2 separate regions of the Homo sapiens genome follow, and region 1 is linked to region 2. The links are chromatin loops, found by intact Hi-C in ENCODE. Cell type or tissue: K562. All regions are shown on one strand. Links, peaks and the distances in the headings refer to the core of each region. The heading gives the core; the rest is flanking DNA. Region 1 overlaps SYNJ1 (synaptojanin 1). Region 2 holds the start of LOC105372787 (a long non-coding RNA gene).

Region 1 (11,615 bases), core at 1,817-9,816, 550 kb before region 2:
CATTCTTCCATTTCCTGAACCCACTCACTGAGGACTAAGCAGAGAGCAAGACTGTAAGTCAGGTCCCGCACCATCTTTCTGCGTGGCATCAAAGTCCATGTGGACAACTCGTTCAATAGCAAAATGCCTTGGTCCTATCCTTATGGACATTCGCCTTCACTCCTAACCCTCACCCCTCAGAACTGCACTCTTCTGAAATAATAAACTCAAAAGCTTCACTCTGACTTTGGCCTCCCAGCTTTTCAGTTCTCTCCCTTGGCTACTCCTTCTCTTTTGATTTCTTCAGAAGCCAGGGTTTGATCCCTCTAACTTTTACCTCCATCTGATTCTGCTTTCTTCTGTACCTACCTTCAGATTCTATGGTTCTTCATCTCAAACATTACCCTACTTCACTCTTCTTCCATTGCACGTGCTTGACATAACCCCATCCCTGCACTGATTCCCCTGTTTAATCTTTCTGTGATAACACTTGGATTGCTGACTGCCTCTGCTAAAGAAAACCACCCAGTCCTGACAACTGCAGTCACATTTGAAATTATGCTTTTCAGTCTCTTCTGGCCTAAAGTGCCTGGCAATTCCATGATTTGCTGGTTTGCTCTTCCCCTCACCCTTTGCTCTTCAGGAGCTTTACTGCAAAACTCCTTAACCCTCCTGAAACTGTGAGCTGTCCCACTCCTGCAGATCACTTCAACACTTCACAGAGAAGAGGGAAGTCTTAAGATGGGAACCCCTACTTCAACAGCCTGCCCCCAAGCTGGAGTCTCATTACATGGTTGTCACTTGGGTATCTGAGGATGGAACAAATGGGCCCCACCCAGCCTAATTTTCTCAGTGACACTGCTCTACTATTCTGCCTTGCCCTTCCCCCAAACCATCAGCCCTTTCTCCTCTACTTTTCCATTAGCACTGTGCATTCTCAAGCCTGTCCCATCCAAAACCACCACCCTAGGACCTCCAATCTTCCTAGAGCAATTGCCCTCTTCTCTTTCCCCCCAAACTTTCTTAAAGAGTTGTCTACAGACACTTTTCTCCACTTCTTCACCTTCCATCCATATCAATTTACCACTATCTGACTTCATCACTTCTGAGATCACTCTCATGAAATGTCAACAACAGCTTCCCTTCCTGTTATTAAATCAGAAGGACACATTTCTGTCCTCATTTCTTCTCATCTTTCTGTGTTACAAGACACCACTGACTACTCCCCTTCCATGCTCCACTTTCTTTCCTTGATTTTTAAGCCATGAATTTCTCTTGGCTCTTTGACATTTCTAGAAACAATTGCCATTGTTTCTTCTCATTTTCTTTTCACGGGCAGCCTTCTTCTGTCTATATTTAAACTCTGTGTTTCCACATACTCAATCCCAGGTCTGTATTTCTCCATATTCGATTCATTCTCTTCTGTCTCGTCATAATCCTATTGGCCAAAGTTATATTAACAAATGCCCATGCTTTGCAGGCTATTAGAGCTGCCTTGACTCCAGAGCTCTTTCCTGAGCACCAGACTCATGTTTGACTGACTCCATGAACATCTCAAATTCAACATATCCGAAACAAAATTCATCTTCCATCCCACACCTACTTCTCTCTCTGCATTTCTTTTCTTCATTTACTCCCTCACAAACATCCCTCCATAATCCATTTGGATCCTCTTTATCCCCACTTAGACTGTGCACATGCTTTCTTCTTGGATCACTCCTCTATAGCATTAATTCCATTCTCCCTGAGTCTTTGGATTCTCAACTTAAATTTCAATTCCTCTGGGAAAGCTTGCCCAATTTCCCAAATCCAGGTTAAGCAACTTTCCCATGAGCTACCACAAAACCATTCATTATCACATTTATGTCACTTTATTATAATTGCCTGCTTACTTACACGTAACACCCAATAAGCTATGAGTTCTGGAAAGGCAAGAACCACAGCTGTCGAATCTCCAGCACCCAGCTGTATCTGGCATAAAGGTACTACATAAATATGTGTGGACTGAGTAAACAAATGAACAGATAATGTGAAAATGAGATAACCTTGTAAGACGTTCAACTCTTAAATGTGGTACCTAGCTATACAGGGCATTACAATATTATTATAATCTAAGGTATGCATTTTAATGAAAAACTGGCTAGAATAGCATATTGTGTTAGAAAACAAATGCATTTAAAAATTTTTTCTTTTGATAATGTTGCCATCAAACAAATGCATTTTTAAATCATGTTTAAGGAAATTTTCGGCGTAATTACTTAAATTCATTTCTGTTCTTAGAATACCCTTTTGGAACTTCTACTTTTTTACCTCAACTTTAATTATTGGGACTAAACCATACACCAACAATACTAATTTGGGTATTTATCCAATAAGAATATAAATTAACATTTGTAAAGGTCTTAATATTTGAATGGAAGAATGGTAAATACATTTAAAGTATACGCAAAATAAACACAATATGATGTGAAATAAATTTGTTTTGTTTTGTTTTGTTTTGAGACAGCCTCGCTCTGTTGCCCAGGCTGGAGTGCAGTGGCACAATCTCGGCTCACTGCAACCTCTGCCTCCTGGGTTCATGCGATTCTCCTGCCTCAGCCTCCTGAGTAGCTGGGATTACAGGCATGCACCACCACGCCCAGCTAAATTTTGTACTTTTAGTAGAGACAGGGTTTCGCCATGTTGGACAGGCTGGTCTTGAACTCCTGGCCTCAGGCAATCCACCCTCCTCAGCCTCCCAAAGTGCTGTGATTGCAGGCATGAGCTGCCGCACCTGGCCAAAATACATTCTAATTAATAGTGCTATGTACGTCCCAAGAAGAAGAAGAAAGATGAACTTGGAAAATAAGACTTTACAGATTGGAAGAAAACATATCTAGAACTACAAGAAGTAAATGTGTTTAAGAAACAAACCTTCCATATCAAAATCTGCTGCAACCTCTGCATCTTCACCAAGCAGGGTAGAGCTTGTTGATGATGGCAATGCAATGCTAATTTTCTCTAAACTCATTTCTTCTTCCAAATTTTTGATCCAGTCTGGACTTTTTAAAGCAATAGTTATAGTCCGATTCAATAACTAGCGGAGTAAAAGAGATATAAAATAAAGATTAACATGAAAGCTAACTAATTTGGAATAAAGAGGCTGACTTCGTTAAACTATGCAATGGTATAGACAGTTAATTTAGTTAGACAATTCAGCTAACTAAAGAAATAGTTCTTTCACATATACTAAATTTCAAACTAGTTTAAAGGTTGTTCCCAGTTCTCCCTTTAAACACCTGTGGTGATAAATAAAGATCTTTTCTAGGATGCCCAGAGATGCAAGTTTCCTTTGCTACAACCACTATGTTTTCCTGGCCAGATGTAAATTCACCAACAACTCTGCTACATAACTTTATACTTTCTTAATTTTGATTCACAGATTAAGTAATTGTTCCCACGTGAAACAACTACAAAAGAGACAGCAGAAAATCTTTAAAATGCATTTCCTGTTCCTGTTCATTTGGTCTTTCCTAACTTGGCATATGGTCCTAAGAGCTGCTATATTGTCAGCTGCTAAGTGCTAACCTATACAGTTTTAGCATTTCAAATGTCAGAAGAATATTAAGAGAACTGAACACCATTTTAAATCTTCAACAAAAATTAATCATTCTAAAAACAGAATGACTTCTACCTGTGAAACTGGCACTCTGCCTTCTCTATAAATTTGGGTGACTTTTAGACTAAAGTATAATCTAAGACAACCAAGACATTATAATCAAATTATAGCAGATCGTGTCAATGTATTTAAAAAATACTCTCAAAAAAACTTGCTGATAACAGCAAGACTCTTTGGTCAAGGACAAAATGTGCACTAGAAAGGAGTTCTCATTTAAAACCCATATTCTTATAACAAACTTGCTTTCTAAATTTAATCTCTCTCCCACATAGTTTCAATTTCCTTTGTTTGAAGAGTTTCTTAATGTGAACAAGATGTGAATATTTTTGGTATTTGCAAATGAACTGTGTAGCTGTGATCAATATGCTGTGCTGACAGTTGGCACCTTTGTGGGTACAGATCTTCCTTGGCTCAAAGTGTTACTGATATTAGAATTCCTTGAAGGCATAATAATGGAGAGGTTGAAAGTTGCTGAACTGAGTGGCACAGCTGTGTTTATTAGTAATTTAGCATCCACACTGAGCTTTAAAGTCAGAATCCTAAGAATTCATAATCCTTTACTTGCCAAGTAGATATGAGTACTAAAATCAATCCAATTTCAGAACTTAACACGCTTTACAAGTCATATATTACTTTTCAAAGTCAACAAAATTCTTTTATATTCATCAAAAAATACTAACAAGCATTCTTAAATACCTATCACCATAATGGCCAATTAAGATGTAATTCCTTAGGACTATCCCCTTGGTAGAGACCAGGGCCAAATGAAAAGGAAGAAATTTAGAAGACCAAAAAAATATTCAAAAAGATACATAGAGGTTCACTGGAATATTGGCTTTAATAATTAAGAATAGGAAATAATCTAGATGTCTATAGGAGTTTGGTTTAATAAATGTATATATTTATTCACAAAATGAAATTAATGAAGCCATTAAAAATGACATATTTGTTTAAGATGTCCCTGACACAGTCATAAGAGGTAGTAAGAAAATAGCTTTATAACACGGTTTCAATTTGTGTTTGCGTATATGCATATCCCATTTGTGTTAATGTGTTTGTGTGTATATAAAATCCCATTTGTATTTACATATGTATATGCTAATATTAAGGTTAAGAGAAATTACTTCAGAATGGTAGCATTATGTGAGTGGTCTTATTTTTAATTCTTTTCCATGTTTCCTGATACATGATTTTACATGAGTATACTAGTATTACATTTAGGAAAACAAACAAAACTCTACAAAACCTATTTCAAAAGCAATACACACAAAGAATTTTTTTTTTTTTTTTGAGACAGAGTCTCGCTCTGTTGCCCAGGCTGGAGTGCACTGGTGCAATCTCGGCTCGCTGCAACCTCTGCCACCCAGGTTCAAGTGATTCTGCTGCCTCAGTCTCCCAAGCAGCTGGGATTACAGGCGCCCACCACCACGCCTGGCTACTTCTTGTATTTTTAGTAGAGACAGGTTTTTGCCATGTTGGCCAGGCTGGTCTCAAACTCCTGACCTCAGGTGATCCACCTGTCTCGGCCTCCCAAAGTGCTGGGATTACAGGCGTGAGCCACCGCACCCAGCCTAATACATACAAAGAATTTTTTTTCTCCAAAGAAGTTGATGTGACAGAAGAAGCAGCTCAGGACAGTGCTCACAGAGTTGCTCAGTGCTGCAGGAATCAGGCCTAGAGTACAATCCATCTTGTGCACTGACTATATACTTAGAAATTTAGGATTTGGGTCTAAAGGAGTTCAGAAAAAAATGACAGATGAAGCACTTCAGAGAAGTAAAACTATTCCAGGCCAACAATGTAAGTTTCCGTCATCAATGACTTTTCAAATCACAGGTTAGGAATATCTCCATTTGTTAAAAATTTCTAAAATACTTCAATGGGATGGATCTGTTATCTCTGGAAATTAATTTAGTTATGTTTGAAGAAGATAACTAGGTAAGCCAAGCCAATGAAACAAATTCCTAGGAATAATGAGCACCTCTCTCCCTTGTTTTCTGGTACATAATGCATTTTCTTCACTTGATAGAATGTTTTTCTACTATACAGATAAGCCAGACTACCCCCAATTAAAACTTTAAAACTTTTTGCATCATAAAATGTAATAAATCAAATTAGGTGCTAAACATGTTTCCTTCTTAGTCTATATCAACAGTTAATATCTCTGGGGAGGGGCCAAAATAAGCCTAGGCTAGTCAGAAATCCAGTCTAAATAAAAAACATTAAATAACTCCTCGAACATACCATAAGGTCTTTTCCCCTCCCATTTAGATAATCTTGCTGCATGTCTATAAAAATATCATACCATCTTCAGACATTTAATTTCAGAATGGTTTAGAATCAACAAATGCTACCTTACCTCTTTACCATTTAGGCTCAGAACATTCAAGGCAGAGCTTCCCTCCAAAAATGTAACCCACATTTTATCTTCTACAAATCTTTAAGAAAAACAATAAAAAACCATAATTAATACCATAGACATAACAAGCTCAGTGACTACTCCCATGATTATTGATCATTAACAAGGGCCACAAGAGGCCAGGAAGTAAAAAGTAAAGGAGGGAGCGCAGGTAGGGCTGGTGGTGACCTGGAGAGGGCACTCTTCCCCTAAAAACACTCTAACTCCAATTTCAAATACTATGTTAATGGAACAGCCACAAGAAATGAGTCTGTGCACCTCCATTTGTGATCACTGCTAATCCAGTCCCATCCAATCCTCCATTTCATTGACAAGGCAAAAAGGGACAGAGGTTAAGTGACTTGTTCAAAGTGACTCTATAAGGAGAATATGTTACAGGGCTGGGATCCAAGTCTCCGGACCCCACAACCCAGTACTATGTATTTTCACTGTCTCAGTGACTTCCCTGAAGAAAATTTCCTATGATCAAAAAAGATGAGAGTTGCCAGTGAAAGAAAACAAAACCAGACTGGCCCCAAGAAGCCTTAGATAAGTTATGCTCCTTGTCTTTCATCATTGACAAACATTTACTCTTTTGGGACTTCAATGGTCTTTGATAGGATTCCAAGTTTTTACTTTTGAAATAAAAAAACTATCAAGAGGAAAAAAAAAATAAAAAGGACAGAAGAAGTTCTGAAGAGGGTCGCAGGTATGTAATGAAGTTATTATTCAAAAAAGAACAAATTATGATGTTATCAGTCTTATTACAGAAAATTTGGCGAGTTAAACCACAAGTTCAGAAATCTTTACAGATTTTTCCACAATGAGAGGAAAACATGTACACACAAACACACACACACACACAGAGTATCACTCTCCCCCTAACCCCCTACTTAAACTAGGATTCCAAAGTATGAATTATGAATATTAAGAGGAAAAGGCCAAAACAAAAGTGTGCATAAGTACTTCACCCTGGTAAAATCAAGGGCCTGGAGGGAACCGATTTCTACAATCCCACAGATATGACCAAGGCAACTGACTCAATTTCTTTGGCATAAAACTAAATTGCAGGATGCTATCCTTTGAAATACACAGGGAGACCATTCTTACCTAACTACACGAAGGTATCTTTTTCAGATTGTTGGCAATGGAGACTATCCCTCCTCCAAAGGTTATAATCACCACTGTAAGCATACATTTATGCTGCACCAGTCCCCTAAGACCCCAAACATTATTTGTTCTTTGATAGGTACCAACACTTTTGTGGTCCTGGGTTAGGGCTAATATCTTTGTCCTTATTCTCAATCAGCAATGTGCCCCTTACACATTTCTAACTTTAACAAGGGATTCTGGTTCTTATATCTATTGATTTATGTAAGTTCTTTTGGAAGCTATATTTTCTTCCTGCTTTCACTCACTACAGTAAAAGCTTCTAGACTCTTCCTTCAATTAATGTAAGCATCTATATGTATTTAAATTTATCCCATACACATTTCCAGGGAACCTCTTATTTAAAAATAAAGGGGTTCACAGGGTTTACTCACTCCTTAATGGCTGTCTTAATCTAGACTAAAAGGTAATAATCAGTTTCTTCTCACTACTTATAGAGATCCTCTCCTTGTTGACTTTCAGTGTTTGCTTTTTCTCTTCCAACTTAGTCATCTTGGGGTTTAACAACCAATATTCCAGGTTGGAGACACCCCATGGTTTTATAATGTTAGGTTAATGCCTTAGTTTCTTACCAATACTTTTCCTAATGATGACAAACATTTGTGGGAAACCTTCTGGCTTCAATTTAACAAGTTCTTTAGAGGTTGGGTTATAAAGACAGGTCCCTTTCCTGTATCAGAGTCTTTCATCCCTTATACAGTTTGGATTCTTTGTAGCTCAGTGCAGTATTTTACATTTGCTCAGGAAGACATTTATCTGCTACTCTGCTGCCCACTCACACAGTCTACATGATGCTTCTGGTGGTTTGGCATTTCTGTACTTGGCAAAGTATACTGTCATCTGTACACTTGCAGATTTCACTGTGTACTTTCAAGAACCTTAAGATTTTTGAAATGTTTTGTTTTGTTTAATTTGAAAGCTTTGGGATAGACCTTTGTCAAAAGATTTGAGGAAAGTCTAAACACAATTTCTTCTCCATTTGTTCATTTACTCTCTGAAAGGACTTGAGGTGTCTTTGATTTTCACTCTGTAGAAGCCATACCATCTTAATTCTGTGGACTACGCCCTTTAGGATCTGGGGGTGTCATTACACACATGCTGACTTTCCCTACTAGATTACAAGCAGGAGTTGTATCTTCCATTTCTCCTCTGCTCTTCTACAGCAACTAGTATAGAGATCTGCCCACCAAATATCTATCAAACATACCTAACTAAGCAAATGAATGGTATTTAAAGGGATTTAATGGTACCTCTTTCCCTATGAAATCCAAACACATGCACACATGCACATCATTCAGTCTCTCAAAACTGCTGTATAGTTGGAAGAGAACATTTTTAAAACAAGGAAACAGGCATCTGGTTCTGCAAAAGGCAGATGGCTAGATCAATGAGGGAAACCAAGACTAGAAGGAATGACTCTTGACTAGTCATCACATCTCTGTTAGAAATTAAACATACTTAAAATTACTCAAATTTCTTTAACTGAGGCAGGGAGGGAGTCATTCTTATCTCTCCTTAAAAAAAAATAGCAATCACAGCTTCATTTTGTTATAGGGTTTTGTTACATGTTCTATTGTATAGGAATCGTGAGAGTTCATATCTGAACTTGCACCTATTTTTGTTTTCAATTGTTCACATAAAGTTTCACTGTTTAGCTGGGTATGGTGGCTCACGCCTGTAATCCCAGCACTTTGTGGGGCTGAGCTGGGCAGATCGCTTAAGGCCAGGGGTTTGAGACCAGCCTGGGCAACATGGTGAAACCCTGCCTCTACAAAAACAAAACAAAACAAAACAAAACTTAGCCAGGTGTGGTGGTGTGCACTTGCAGACCCAGCTATTTGGGAGGCTGAGGTGGGAGAATTGCTTGAGCCTGGGTGGTTGGGGCTGCAGTGAGACATGAACACATGACTGCATTCCAGCCTGGGTGACTGGGTGAGACCCTGTCTTAAAAAAAAAGTTTCACTATTCATTTAAACTTTCTAAGTTGAGAATTCAGTTATAAAAACCTACAGAATAATATCCACAGTATGATCTTGCTTTAGTTTGGAAATAAAAATACTCATATACTAAACACTAAATAAGGTGGTATCTTTCTTTTTTAAAATTCTCTCCTTCCCCAAATAAGGTGATTTCTATATAGAAATGATTGTTTATGAATCACAAGCTACTTTTGCATAATAAACATCTTACCTTATAAGTATAACTTCACCAAAACTTGCAAACTGCTGCAGAAGCTCATCAATCAAGGCATCATCAAAAAAATTATTTTCTGGTAAAGAACTTTTGATTGAGACCAATACTGTACCATCTGGTGGACCCTGAACTGCAATTACTTCTTTATAAATGTTTTGCCTCTCTTCAGCTTCAACTTCAAATATATCTATATCAATCAGGGCAACGACAGGCCTTAAGGCATAAAGGAAGATAGATGTATTAGAAATGTTTTTAAAAGGGTGTATTTCAAACAAATTTCAAACACTATTAGAAAAACTGAGACTGCTTAAACCTGTGGTCAGAAGTCTTCAGCTCAGCTCTTCCATAGTGCAGCAAAGTGCCTGGAGTCCACGTGTACAGAATTTTGCTTTCATCTTGAAAACTAGCATTTAGAAGATCTAGATCTTCAGCTGCAGTCAGAAGAAATGAAAACACAAGAGAAGCTGTATAAGCAGGACAGATCGTGTAGAGCAAAGAGGCATTCTCCTTCCTTTCATGAGCTTCAGTGGTTTGAGGCTGGAATGCCAGAAACACTTGGTAATAGGCAGGCAGTCTAAATACCTTTAAATTCGAAAGGTTTTGGTAAAGTTATCATTTTATGCTTTATTTAGTAAAAATTAAGATCTGGCTTTATTTCCAAGATTACTTAAAGGACTGGGACTAAATGGTGTTTCATAAACAATTCAAGAGACAAGTGGCAGTTCAAAACATATGCAAACCACTAAAGTTAGCTTAAAAACCTAAATTAGCTTCAATTAAAAATTTCACAAAAATATTTCCTTGCTTCTCTTTACATGAAATTATATGAAAATAGGCTGAAAAATTAAATAAGTTATTATAAACAGATCTGATATTTCTAAAAATCTGACATATTTAAATTTTATTTATTCTATTCCAGTTAATGTTTCTTGAAAAACAATATTCTCCTCATTTGATATTATGTCATTCCCTGCTTCCTCATAAGTTTACATTAGTTCATTTAAATAAAGAAGCCCATTTCCCAACCTGATCTATCAAAAGGCCATTTCCTCCTTCTCCAAAGGACACGGTCTGTCCAGGCAGGGGTGCGGCACTTTTCACTGGTGTCATAGTCGTCAGAAAACAAGTCATACTTATATGTCGGAGCAAAGGTTACCTTTCCTTCTAAAAATCCTCTAAAAACCTAAAATAAACATATACAAAGTAAGTTATTCCCAAACAGCAACAAGTTCTGTTTTCATTCAGACAGTCATCCATTAAATGTCTATTACATGCTGGATGCTCTCAGAAGAAATCTGTATGCGTCTGATGAACACTTCTAGCTGAATGGAACAAAGCTTAGAAAAATAACCTGAGACATAGCATTTTTCATACCCATAGGGACAGGAGACAGGGAAATTCTGGGCAGAAGTGGGTGGGTCCCTTTGCTGGGTCCCACCCTCAAGCCAAAAAGTCTGTTACCACAGCCCCAAATGAGAACTTATATCCCTGTTTTCTCGCTCGAATGTTGCTTTTTCCAAAACCACCCATGGCCTGCCTTGCCCCCAATCCTGTGCCCATAAAAACCCCAGGCTCAGCTGGCAGAGAGAGGAGAGGCAGCTGGATGTCAGAGAGAAGCAGCTTGACTTCAAAGGGACAGCTTGGCAGCACAGTTTTGGAGAGGAGTCTGGCCATGGGATGGCTGGATTTCAGGGGAAGATTATCTTATTGCTCTGTCCCCTTTTCAGCTCCCCTTCCTGCCAAGAGCCATTTTCATCGGCAATAAAATACCCCATATTTACCATCTTCAATTCGTTCATGTGACCTCATTCCTCCTGGACACCAGATAAGAACTCGGGTGCCATGAGTGTGGGAGCATAAGGCTGTCGCACTGACCCCCCACTAAGCTGTTAACACTTAAGCCATCTGCAGGCAGCAGAGCTAAAACAGCACTGTAACACTTTCTGTGGGGCTTCAGGGGTTGGAGGCACCCTCCCCTAGACACTGCCACGGGCCTGGTACAAAGTTCGCTCTTGCCGGTGCCCAAAAGCGCTCACCCCAGCTCCTGCACTCACTTACCAGAACTCCCCCTCCTACAGGGGTGGAGTGCAGTGGGTCAAGTGAGCAGAGTTCGCCCCGCCAGTGCCCATGCACTCCAGTTCCCACCTGCGAAGCAGTCAGGGAAATATCCTGCTTCAATACCACTTGTTTGACATTTGATTAAACTAACTACATGAA
Region 2 (11,615 bases), core at 2,164-10,163:
GTGACCCTGCCCAGAGCCTAGGGAACAAGGTGAGGGTTGACTGAGAAGGGAAATGGTGGTCCTGCTGAGAAGGACATTCCCCAAGCTCATGGTCTGGTCCACAAGCCATCGGTCACACAGAGGGTCACACAGATATGGGATGCCCAGTTAAATTTTAATTTCTGATAAACAATGAATTTGTTTAGTATAAATAAATATGTCGTAAATATTGTATGGGACATACTAAAAACATTACAATATAATTTAGTACATGTACTATGTACTAGTATATGTACTAAATTTTATATATGTGTATTTTAATATTAAAAGTTAGGCCAGGCACGGTGCTCACGCCTGTAATCCCAGCATTTTGGGAGGCCGAGGCGGCCGGATCACCTGAGGTCAGGAGTTCAAGACCAGCCTGGCCAACATGGCGAAACCCTGTCTCTACTAAAAATACAAAAATTAGCTGGGTATGGTGGCAGGTGCCTGTAATCCCAGCTACTCAGGAGGCTGAGGCAAGAGAATCTCTTGAACCAGGGAGGCGGAGGATGCAGTGAGCCGAGATCGCACCACGGCACTCCAGCCTGGGCAACAGAGTGAGATTCTGTCTCAAAACAAAAAAAAAAAGGAAAAAGAAAAAGAAAAAAAGTTAGTATGTTATACCCAACACATATTCAAGGTTGATCTGAAATTCAAATGCAACTAGGTATCTTGTATTTTTGCTAAATGTGGCAACCCTCGCACACAGCGATTCGCTAGTGGCTTTGGAGGGCAGAGGAGGTAGTTCCCTGAGCCCTCCACGTGACTTTTCCTTCTGTCCTCCCCTTCTCTGCTCAGAGGCCCCTTCCTGGGAGAAGGCTTCGCTGATCACTCTGTATACCACTGCACCCTTTTCCCACACTCCCGGCCCCCTTAGCCTGCCTTTTCCTCCATAACTTATCATTGGATGACATACTACATACTTTGAGTAAATGATTTTTTTCATCTTTATTCTCAGCCCTTTGTATTATGTCTGCCACAGAGTGGGCCTTAAAAAATATTTGTGGAACTGCATGAATGAGAGTGACTCCATGGACAAGGATAAAACACTGAAAGTAAAATAAAGGCAGAACTAAGGTAAATGAGTATTGCCATTTCGACTCACCTGATAGATCTGTGTGTTTTAGTCAGTGCAAAACTCACCTGGCGAAGGGAACACCAATGAATAAGATGACGATTAGGTAGGTCCAAGGTGGGGCCCAAGATTCTGTAGCCCTACCACGTTCCCAGGTGATGCCGATGTAGCAAAGAGAGTCCTTGAAGAGAGGCAGGGCACGGTGCTCACGCCTGTAATCCCAGCACTTTGGGAGGCTGAGGCAGGCAGATAGTTTGAAGCCAGAAGTTTGAGACCAGCCTGGGCAACATGGTGAAATCCAGTCTCTACCAAAAAATACAAAAGTTTATCAGGCATTGTAGCATACACCTGTAATCCTAGCTACTCAGGAGGCTGAGGCACGAGAATCACTTGAACCCAGGAGGCGGAGGTTGCAGTGAGCCAAGATCACACCACTGTACTCCAGCCTGGGTGACAGAGCAAGACTCCAACTCAAAAAAGAAAAAAAAAAAAAGAAAGAAAAAGAAAAAGAGAGAGAGAGAGAATCATTGAAGAAAGCTTGGATCCAGGTAAAAATAAAGAGCAGGACACAACCAGAAAAGTCTGTGGTTCTGTTATATCATTGGACAGTGTAATGAAATGTAATGTGTTTTAAAAAATAAAAATTCTATATTCCTAAATCTTGAATAGATTCCTATTTCAGAAACCATCCATTCTGATGAGTCTCCCTTAGCTCTGAAAGAAAGAGGATAAAAACCAAATACAAGAATAATAAAAACCACCTGTCCAAGATGAACTGGAGAAAGGGTGCTAATCTCCCTGCGACAACTCCTACAACTGTATTTGATCAGGATGATAAGAAAAGTTTTAACTCATGCCTCAAGCAGAGCCACAAGACCTGCCTTTTTTGATGACCTTGAATTCTACAACACAGGCTCCAAACCTCACATCTTGTCAACTCTCACCATGAGAAAAGTAGGAAACACTCTCTCACGTTCCCAAGTACTCACCATACCCCCCAAAATAAGTAAAAGCTTACTTTAAAAAATAATTTGTTTTCAGAGCAGAAATCTTCTAAAAGTTGAATTCTGATTCCGTACACACCTGCGGAGAGGTACTTGCCATGCCCACTGTCTAATATGCTTCTCTTTCTATGAACTAGGGTAGGGGTTACAAATAGCTGCCATAGAGTTACTGTCATTATCAGCCTGCAATCTGTGAGCAGCTGTTAAAAACCCACATTTTGTCTCAATTGTAATCATTCAAACAAATAATGCTTACCTACAGTTCAAAAGAAGTCAGTCTGGAATTAAGTGCTGTTCATACCAATTATGTTTCTTCTTTCAGATGTATGGAAAGGGAAAATAAATTATCCATTAAATTGCAGATATATGTAAAGATGCTTTTTGTAGTAAAAGCCAAAACAACTTGAATCTGACCTGTGATTAGAAATAACAGACATTTGAAATTCAGTAACTTAATTCATTGACAATATCACCAGGTTAGTTATCAATGATTCATTCAGTTTTCTTTTAAGCATTATTAATTGCTTGATACCATTTAGGATCAGGAAACCCTTAGTGCAGTGAAAATTGTAAAAGTTTATGACCTGGGAGGCCCGTGTCTAGCCATGCCTCTGTCAGGAATCTGTGGTGTGACTTCTGACAAGAGTTTTATCCCTCTGGATCTGTTTCCTTGGCTGGAAAGTGAGGAAATCGATCCAAAGATTACCTCGCAGATTCTCTCCAACTCTGACATTCTATCATTTCACACTCACTTTAAAATAGACTGTCGGCGACCCTACGCCAGTTTTCCTTGAGAAACAGCGCCACCTTCAGGTCATAATAACCATAAGAGAGCTGACCGTGAAGGTGCTTCTCCGGCAGGAGCGATTTGCCCTGATCCACAGAAACCCTTCCCCCGCAGTCCTCTGGGATGCGGTCACACACTTGTGAGTCTGCCGCTGGGTTAAGATCAATGCGTATGGACATGGAGCCAAGCTGAGCTAACTGGCCCACAAGGGACAGATGCATGACCTTGGCCTAATTATCACAGCTCCAGCTAACAGTTCGCCCACAGCAAAGCTCCTTGTGGAACCCTATAAAGAAGGAAAGGAAGCGAGGGATATGCTGGATGAACTAAACTCTACAAAACAATGAAAATGGACACACCTCTTCTTCAGGCAATTCCACTTAAGATAGTTTCCAGCTGTTCTTATTTTAGCAAGATATCTACTTGGATATACTTTCATTAAGAAAAATGACATAGTGAACTCTGAAGTAAATATCAGATTTTTTTCACCCAGCAAATATTTATTGAGCAACCAACCACTTGAATGCCAGCACCGTGCTAAAAGCTCTCACAAAATTACTTTTATTGAATTTCCACAACAGCCCTTGTGAGAGAGGAATTCATATCTTCATTTTTCAACACAAGGAAGTTGAGAATGAGAGAGGCCCAGAAACAGCAGATCTGGCAACAAGCTTGAATATGCAGACACAAACATTCCACACAGTCCTCCTCTGAGGACACGACGCAACTGCTCCTTTTCAAGAGCTTATCACTTGGCACAGTGTGGCACCAACTGCAATCAGCAGTGCAGAGGCAAAGGCCGCTAGGGAACTCAGTTTATTTCTCTGCAGTGTGATCTGTATGCAGAAAATGGCCCTATCTTTGCCAGCCATCCTCTGCCATACCTCCCTAACCCACTGATGGATGCTGGGCAGGATAAGGGGGATAAGTTAATTTGTTCCTAAGTGTCTAAACAAGGATCCTTCTTAGAAACAGTGGATATTTAAGGTTGTCCCTTTGATCACATCCCAACAATCCCTAAATTCCATAGGCTTTCTTGGTTGGGAAAGAGGCAGAGCAACTGCTACCCATGGGAATGCATCATATTTGGAAATATAATGTTTCCTGTGCATTACAGAGGAGAGAAGTGGGAAGCATCGCCCGGTGCTGGAGGTACTCCAGCTACAGGTGGTACCCTCTATATCTTACTCTTTCCCGTACCTACATATGTGTAGTCAACTCCAGTTGATGAGATCAGGTTTTCAATTCTTTGTACCCCCCCACTGCACTTTGCAAAATACTGGCACATAAATTTAAAGTTACTAAATATTTGCTGGTGTGTTAGGAAAAACACATAGTCTGCATGCAGAAAACAGGAATTATACAAACTAGCATGATCAGACATATTTAAGATGTCAGCTGAGTTACTCTAGGGCAGAGCCCAAGGATGAAGCTTGGCTGAGGGAGGATAGGGGAAGTGCCTTGGGACCTTTAGATTATGGGTGGAAGGAACAAAAGACCCACATGGAACAAGACACTAGAGTTGGATTGACCCTTTGGGGAAGGAGAAGTTACGATATGACATCTAAACCGCAAGGAAGATGCCAGAAAAAGAAAGAATAATATATTGTGTAAGCAAGCAATTTCTTAATTTTAAACGTGTTTTTATATTCAGGTGAAATTGTTTTATTCAAGGTTGAATGACTACTAAGTTGCAGCTAATCAGAAGTTGAGAAAGAAATGCTTGGCAGTTGGAATCCAGTTTTTGCACATAATCAGAACCAGTACTGTCAGTTTCATGGCGTCTCAAAAGCTAAGACTGAGAAGGAAAAAGGGAACAGAGCCGGCCTTGTCACACCACAGACGGGAGCAGAAGTGCAGAACTGTCCCCATGGCATGTGTTCAAAAGAGTATCGTGTAGCAAACCCTAACCACAGCAGCAGTGGCTGAGCTAATCCTGGCTGGATCCCAGTAAGGCCCTTCTCGAGTCCCAGCAATGACGATGGTAGATTAGCAATCTCTTCTCAATGTGTCAATATCATCTATGTTTCTACCCTGCTAGCCTCCTCTTTTCCTTCTTTCTACCCCACCCTCAATTAACCATGCCTCCTCTTACAATTTCTAGTCTGCAAGAGACTAGGACAATAGAGAATCAAAAACTAGGGTAGAAACACAGAGGCTGCTGTGGTTAGCGCTTGCTGCGTGATAGATAGGTTTGGTTTTGTAGCAATAACACAAGGCGGAAAGTGATAGAAAATTCAACATTCTAACTGCAATTCACCAAATCTTATCTCCAGACTTGCGGTGTTTATAGTTTCAGCAACACAACCTGACTGCCAGGAGGAGAGTGAGGATAATAGCATGAATCCGACTGACAAGGAATATGTCTTGGAGAGCCGTGAACCATACCAGGAAGAGATTTTTTGCTTATAAGAGCATATTTGTTTGTGGGCTCTTTCCAGGAGCAATAGACTAAGTTGAAGATGTTTTATAAAAAGATAGTTTTATAGAACAGATATTAGGAAACTATTTTTTTATGATGACACACGGATCTTCAGCCTTGAGACTGTATCTTCCAGCCTGGTTGATCCTTCTGCACTGGTTGGTACACAGTCACTTCCCTGAATGTCCCCATCTCAATCCTCCCCACACTACCCTGTCCACTGAGTCCCACCCCAGGACCATCCCCAGCCCAGCCTCACAGTCCAGCATCCACAGGGTTAATGGCAGACACAGTAGAGAGCCGCAACAGTTGCTAAATATTGTCAATATCAACCCTGATTACAGGCGATCGATTCTACAAAGAACTCTACAAAGATTCTACATTCTTTATTCTATATAGATTCTGTAAAAGAAGAATCTAAGCACTTTGTTCTGCACCGTCCAAACATGAGTCATTGTTTTCAGGGCATCATTTGGCTTTTAACACAAAGACCCAGCAGAGGGAGCCGTTTCCTAACATGAAAGGAGCTATAGGCCCTGCTAAGACAGCAACTGTTATTAGTATTATTCCACTAGAGCTGCCATAGAGGGGTGACGTCAACAACAGAAATGTATTTTCTCACAGTTCTGGAGACTGGAAGTCTGAAATCAAGGTGTCAGCAGAATTGGTTCCTTCTGAGATCTCTCTTCTTGGCTCATAGATGGCGGATTTCTGAGTCTTCACATGGTCACCCCTCTGTGTCTGTGTCCTAATCTCCTCTTCCTATTAGGACATCAGTTATATCAGATTAAAGCCCCCTCTCCCCATGACCTCGTTTTACCTTAATTACCTTCCTAAAGGCCCTTTCTCCAAATGCAGCCACATTCTGAGAGGTACTGGGGGATAGGACTTCAACATATAGATATTTGGGCTTCAATATATATATATATATGAATCCTATCCCCCAGAGGCACTGAGGGATAAGACTTCTATATATAGTAGCCTTTCAAACATGTATACATTTCAAAATGTTTTTCTGTTGTTTTCTATAGGTTAGATTGCCCATTGTGTTGACTCCCATAATAAGTCAATGGTTTAAAGTCTTTGTCCTACCACCACATTGGCACACATCCATGGTGTGCTCAGATGGGAAGAAATTCAGACCTGAGTCCCTGCCTTCAGCAGATCCTGCAAGTTCACATATCTAGATATAGAAGGAAGTCTTGAAGATAGACACATGCAGGGTGGCTGGCAGCCATCTGCAGAGGCCACCAAATGGAGAATGGCAAATGTTAAGGACAAGATAGTGGAGCCATTCCAGACATCTTTGAAACCAGTCTTATAGACTCTCCTCCCTCTGATTCCCCCCTCTCCTGTCCCAACTTTACACACCCAAGGCCTGGCAGTTCTGCTGATTGGCTAGCCTGGATTTGCACAGAGAACAACTCACTGGACCAGATGTGCTTCATCAACCCCACGGTTAGACAATAGCATTCTGACTACAGTGGCGCATCCTCAGCCTCCCCAGGCAAACAGATTCTTGTCCCATACATCCCTTACTTACAGCCTTGGAGCTGGGATGATGGCGGTTACCCTTATCATGCTAACTGGCTTATAGACCCACTACAGACCTCACCCTGCTGTCTCAAAATGTAATCTACCCATATCTGAAGGGTTGTCTTAAGGATGCATGAATGTATCTAAATAATTATCAATGATGCTTGTTTGCAATAAAGTGATTATCTTGCTCTACAATCACTTTATTGCAAACAAACATCATTAGAAAAATATTGTTATAACCTTCTTTACAAAATCATGTATAAGAGATTTCATGCAAAATAGACCATGACCACTGCCATTATAGTAGATGGGACCCAGAAAGAACAGCCCTTTGCTTAAAGTAGGATTCTATGTGCACTCACTTTACCATAAGATTACTGTGACTTGCTGAGTGTACCAGGATGTTAGAGGTGTAATTTAATTTCTCAAAGAGATTGAAAGCCAGTGCCTGGGTTCAAAAGGCGAGGAGGCTTGCTCCTTTCTTTTCTTTTCCTTTTTTTTTTATTATTTTCTTTTCTTTTTTGAATAGGGTCTCGCTCTGTCACCCAGGCTGGAGTATAGTGGCACGATCATGGCTCACTGCAGCCTCAACCTCCCGGGCTCAAATGATCCTTCCACCTCAGCCTCCCGAGTAGCTGGGACTACAGGTGCACACCACCATGCCAGGCTAATTTTTAAATTTTTTTGTAGAGACCCCCAGGGGTCTCCCTATGTTGCCCAGGCTGGCCTCAAACTCTTGGGCTCAAGCCATCCTCCCGCCTCAGCCTCCCTAAGTGCTGGGATTACAGGCGTGAGCCACAACTCCTGGCCAATGCAAAGCTTTCCACACCCCTCTGGGTTGGGGGATAGGGGCAGGTCTAATGAAACAGCAGGTAGTTCTGAATTAACACTGAATCTCTCAGCCATTGATTCGAGACTGCAGAAGTCAGCAGGGGCCTTTCCCTTTGGAGATGGAAGTGCCATTGGCTCAGCCCCTTTAATATACGACCCAAGATGTCAACTCATGGACCCTGCATCCTGTCTTTGGATCTCCCCATTTACACTATTGTAACCTCAGGACTTCTTCAAGTCTGCCAGAGGAATCCACTCACACAAAAGAAGCACTGTGGGCTCCTTGGAAAGTATGGTAGAGAGGCAGGGTGGGGTGTGGCTCAGTAATTACGGCACATACTCCACAGCAAATGACCTCACAATAGTGCTTTGGCATTTCTGTTCCCCACACCCCTTTCCCGATGCCCTCCCTCAGGGGGCAGAAGTTTGTGCTCTCTCTGTCTCTCTCCCTCTCTCCTTTGCCACCCAGTGCCCACCCTCACTGCAGCCCTCTCCTAACCCCTCAATCCCACACCCCACGCTGCCTCTAACCCACTCAGTGCCATGGTGGGCATCTATCTGTAGGGAACTCCAGCTCCCTCCAGCCCCTATGCCACCTGTCATTTCCAATCCTTTCTAGCAGCTCCCCTGAACCCTCTCTTTAATAAGATCTACCCTTTTTAAAAATCATATTTTAATTGTAATTTTAAGTTTCAAAATGTCCATTCTCTTAACAATCTTAACCAATTCTCATTGAATGCCTTCTGCATTGTGGTCACAAAAGGGGCTCTGGAACCAGACGTTGGGGTTAGAATCCTGGATTCGCCACTTACTGTGTGACTTTGGGCAAGTTATTTAACCTCTCTGGGCCTCTATTTTCTTGTCCACAATATAGGGAAGGTGATAATAGTAGCTGACTCTTAGGGTTGGTGTGAGAGAATGAGTCACTGAATTCGTGGCTGGAAGGCACGAACAGCGGTGCCCAGCATGGAGCGAGTTCAGTAATGTTAGATGCCACCGTGTGGAGGCACCAGAGGGACCCAATAAACACACACAGAGGGACAAGCAAACCCGCAGTACCGGGTCGCAATGTCACGATGGTGGAAATGCAGGGTACTGTGGGCTTTATTGGAGGGTCACCTAACCCACACTGGGGTGTGAGATCGCATCACCAACCCCAACAGACTCGGGGCTGTGTTGGGGTGGGGGGTGCCGAAGTTCTAGCCTCGGGGTCAAGCCACTTCTGATCACAATCCAATTCACCCACATCACACACACCATGGCACACACATCATACACACACATACACACCATGCAAACATCACATACACACATAACACACAAATACCACATCCACCACCCACACAGCACACACACATACCACATACCCCACAGCCCCCCGACAATAACACCATATGCACACCACACACATACACACACACACACACACACACACACAAAACAGGTCACTACTTCCCTCCTATGTACTATGTGCCCTGCTATTTTCTATTCTGTTCCATTTCATGCCATTTCTTCTTAGTAGGACTCACTGAATTGATTTCAGGACCCACTAATAGGCCTGAGCAGGGGTTCAGAAAACACTGACTTGGAGGGAGGCAAAGGAAACCCTTAAACGTCTGTGAAATGGAGCTTTGACCTGTGGTCTGCCCTTGACCTCTAAGTGGGGTAAGCCTCACACTAGGGGTGCCCTGTCCTGAGACATAGCCATAGCAGTAGGCCACCTTACTATTGGGCTGCCCTGGCCAAGAATGGGAGAAGCAGAGCCTCGTCACCAGCTGGGACAAGGGCAGCCCGAGGAGAGACCCTTTCACAGTGTCGGCACAGCTCCGTTTGACCTAAGAAGTAACCTCACTGGTTTTTGTTTCTAATCACCCCTTCATTTCACAATGGCCTGCAGGTTTCTTTTGCCGCCTTCTAAAATCAATGTTTTCCAAAGTACAGCTGAGTCATGACACATCAAATTAGTGAGTCTCAGACAACATTTTTTAAAAAAGAAAAAGAAAGGCATGGGATAGGATAGGATAGGATAAAGTAGAGCATGTGGCACAAGGATAAGTGCTGATGTGGGTGTGGGTGTGTGTGTGTGTGTGTGTGTGTCTGTGTGTTGGGCTTCAACTTTCTTCAACTGTCAACCCTGCTATTAATAGGTGAAGCTATAAACACAGGGCAAAATCCATCATATCTGGTGATTCATACACAGAAGTACAGAGTGGAGCAACTTGAGACATTACAGGCTGAAAAATACACACTTGAAGTCCACAGCCCATGACTGAATCTGCTAGATGATGACTCGGTGGTTGCTGAGGAATTTAATCATCTGGACCATGTCCTTCCCTAGTTAATTTTCAACCCAGATGATCATATCTCCTGTTCCGGGCAGACACATTTCTGGCGCTAAGACCAGGGCCCCTATTCAGCCTTAGTGGATAATTCAACCTCCTGAGAGGCACTGCAGAAGCACCTGGGCCAAGATTGCTTTCCTCTTCTACGCCTATCCCAGGAATGTGGCCACTGCTCAAAATGTGGGAATTCCCTTCCAGAATTCCCCTTGAAGCTGCTGCACGCTTCTTAGACCACGTCTGAGCAATGCCTGCATCACTAGAATATTTGGCCTCAGTTGGGTTTGTTTCTTTAAAAAAAAAAAAAAAAAAAAAAAAAAAAAAAAAAAGGTTTTTTCCTCAACTAAGACTTAAGACAAGGGGGTCTTAATTTGATTATTTTTTTCTGTTTTATATGATTTCTATGAAAACTACAACAAAATAAAGTTAATTCTATTTAAGTGACTTTTTAATGAATTGCCTTTGTTAGAAAAAAAATTAAGTGTTTTTGTCTCACTCTGTCACCCAGGCTGGAGCACAGTGGTGTGATCATGGCTTACTGCAGCCATGACCTCCCGGGCTCAGGTGATCCTCCCACCTCAGCTTCCCAAATAGATGGGACTACAGTTGTGTGCCACAACGCCTGGCTAATTTTTGTATTTTTTTGTAGAGACAGGGTCTCACCAGGTTGCCCAGGCTGATCTTGAACTCCTTGGCTCAAGCGATCCACCCACCTCAGCCTCCCTGAGTGCTGGGATTACAGGCATGAGCCAGCGCACCCAGCCAGAATTACATTTTTTTAAATGGTACTGTCCTAGAAAATCCAGGATGTGCAGTGATCACGTATGAATGCATGGACCTGCACACACAGGAGTGAACAAAAGACCCACCCCTGCCAGGTCACCACTCATATCTCACCCCAGCCCACGCTAGCTCACACTCCTCCCCACACACCACTGACCTCATCATTGCTAGGTACCCACTTGACTTCTCAACAGGTTCAAGACAATTGGCCTTCCTCGTCTCTTCTAGAAACACCCTCTTTTCTGGGCTTTGTGTAACACCTGGTCTTTCTCCCCTCTCTGGCCACTTCTCAGCTTTTCTTTTTCTTTCTTTCTTTTTTTTTTTTTTTTTTTTGCCACTTCCTCTTCCTCTACATCAAGCTTGTCCAACCCACAGCCCAGGACAGCTTTGAATGCAGCCTAACACAAATTCGTAAGCTTTCTTAAAACATTATGAGATGTGTGTGTGTGTGTGTGTGTGTGTGTGTGTGTGTGTGTGTGTGTGTGTTTAGCTCATCAGCTATCGTTATTGTTAGTGTATTTTATGTGTGGCCCAAGACATTTCTTCTTCCAGTGTGGCCCAGGGAAGCCAAAAGATTGGACACCCCTGCTCTACAACATCTCAATATAGGCCTTTTTCATGTTTCATTCTAGATTCTCTCTCTAGACTACAAGTTCTTAAGGGGAAGTGGCATTGGGAAATGTGTGAAGGTGGCTTTGGTTGTCACAACAGCAGCGTGGATGCTGTGTTACTAGTGTTCAGTGGATGGCGGCAGAGGGACCAAACAGAAGGCAGTATCACCAAAGAACTGTCCATCCTCGCATGCCAATACCCA

What was found. A loop is a pair of places that touch in the nucleus more often than their neighbours do. Peaks named below come from ENCODE experiments on the same cell type or tissue, not always from the same donor. Only the 100,000 strongest peaks of a DNase experiment are listed, where the experiment ranks them.
Region 1: a loop joins it to region 2, with 5 times the contacts of the local background. A loop is called at or near these places in 11 of 110 quality-filtered maps.

What each region holds. Positions count from the first base shown.
Region 1 is chr21:32,647,292-32,658,906 of GRCh38, forward strand. SYNJ1 (synaptojanin 1) reads right to left here. Exons shown (of 33, transcript NM_203446.3): 19 at 10,425-10,581; 20 at 9,712-9,829; 21 at 9,396-9,611; 22 at 5,997-6,075; 23 at 2,893-3,055. Among named protein-coding and RNA genes, the nearest start is that of CFAP298-TCP10L, 41 kb to the left of the region's middle. In K562, for the core only: a CTCF peak has its summit at 6,218 (motif pointing right); a DNase peak (open chromatin) is centred at 6,220.
Region 2 is chr21:33,194,147-33,205,761 of GRCh38, forward strand. LOC105372787 (a long non-coding RNA gene) reads right to left here and starts at 1,371. Exons shown (of 3, transcript XR_937675.3): 1 at 1,165-1,371. RefSeq lists a silencer at 11,493-11,552. In K562, for the core only: CTCF peaks have their summits at 2,903 (motif pointing left) and 5,807 (motif pointing right); DNase peaks (open chromatin) are centred at 2,935, 5,835 and 10,001; H3K27me3 peaks cover 670 bases.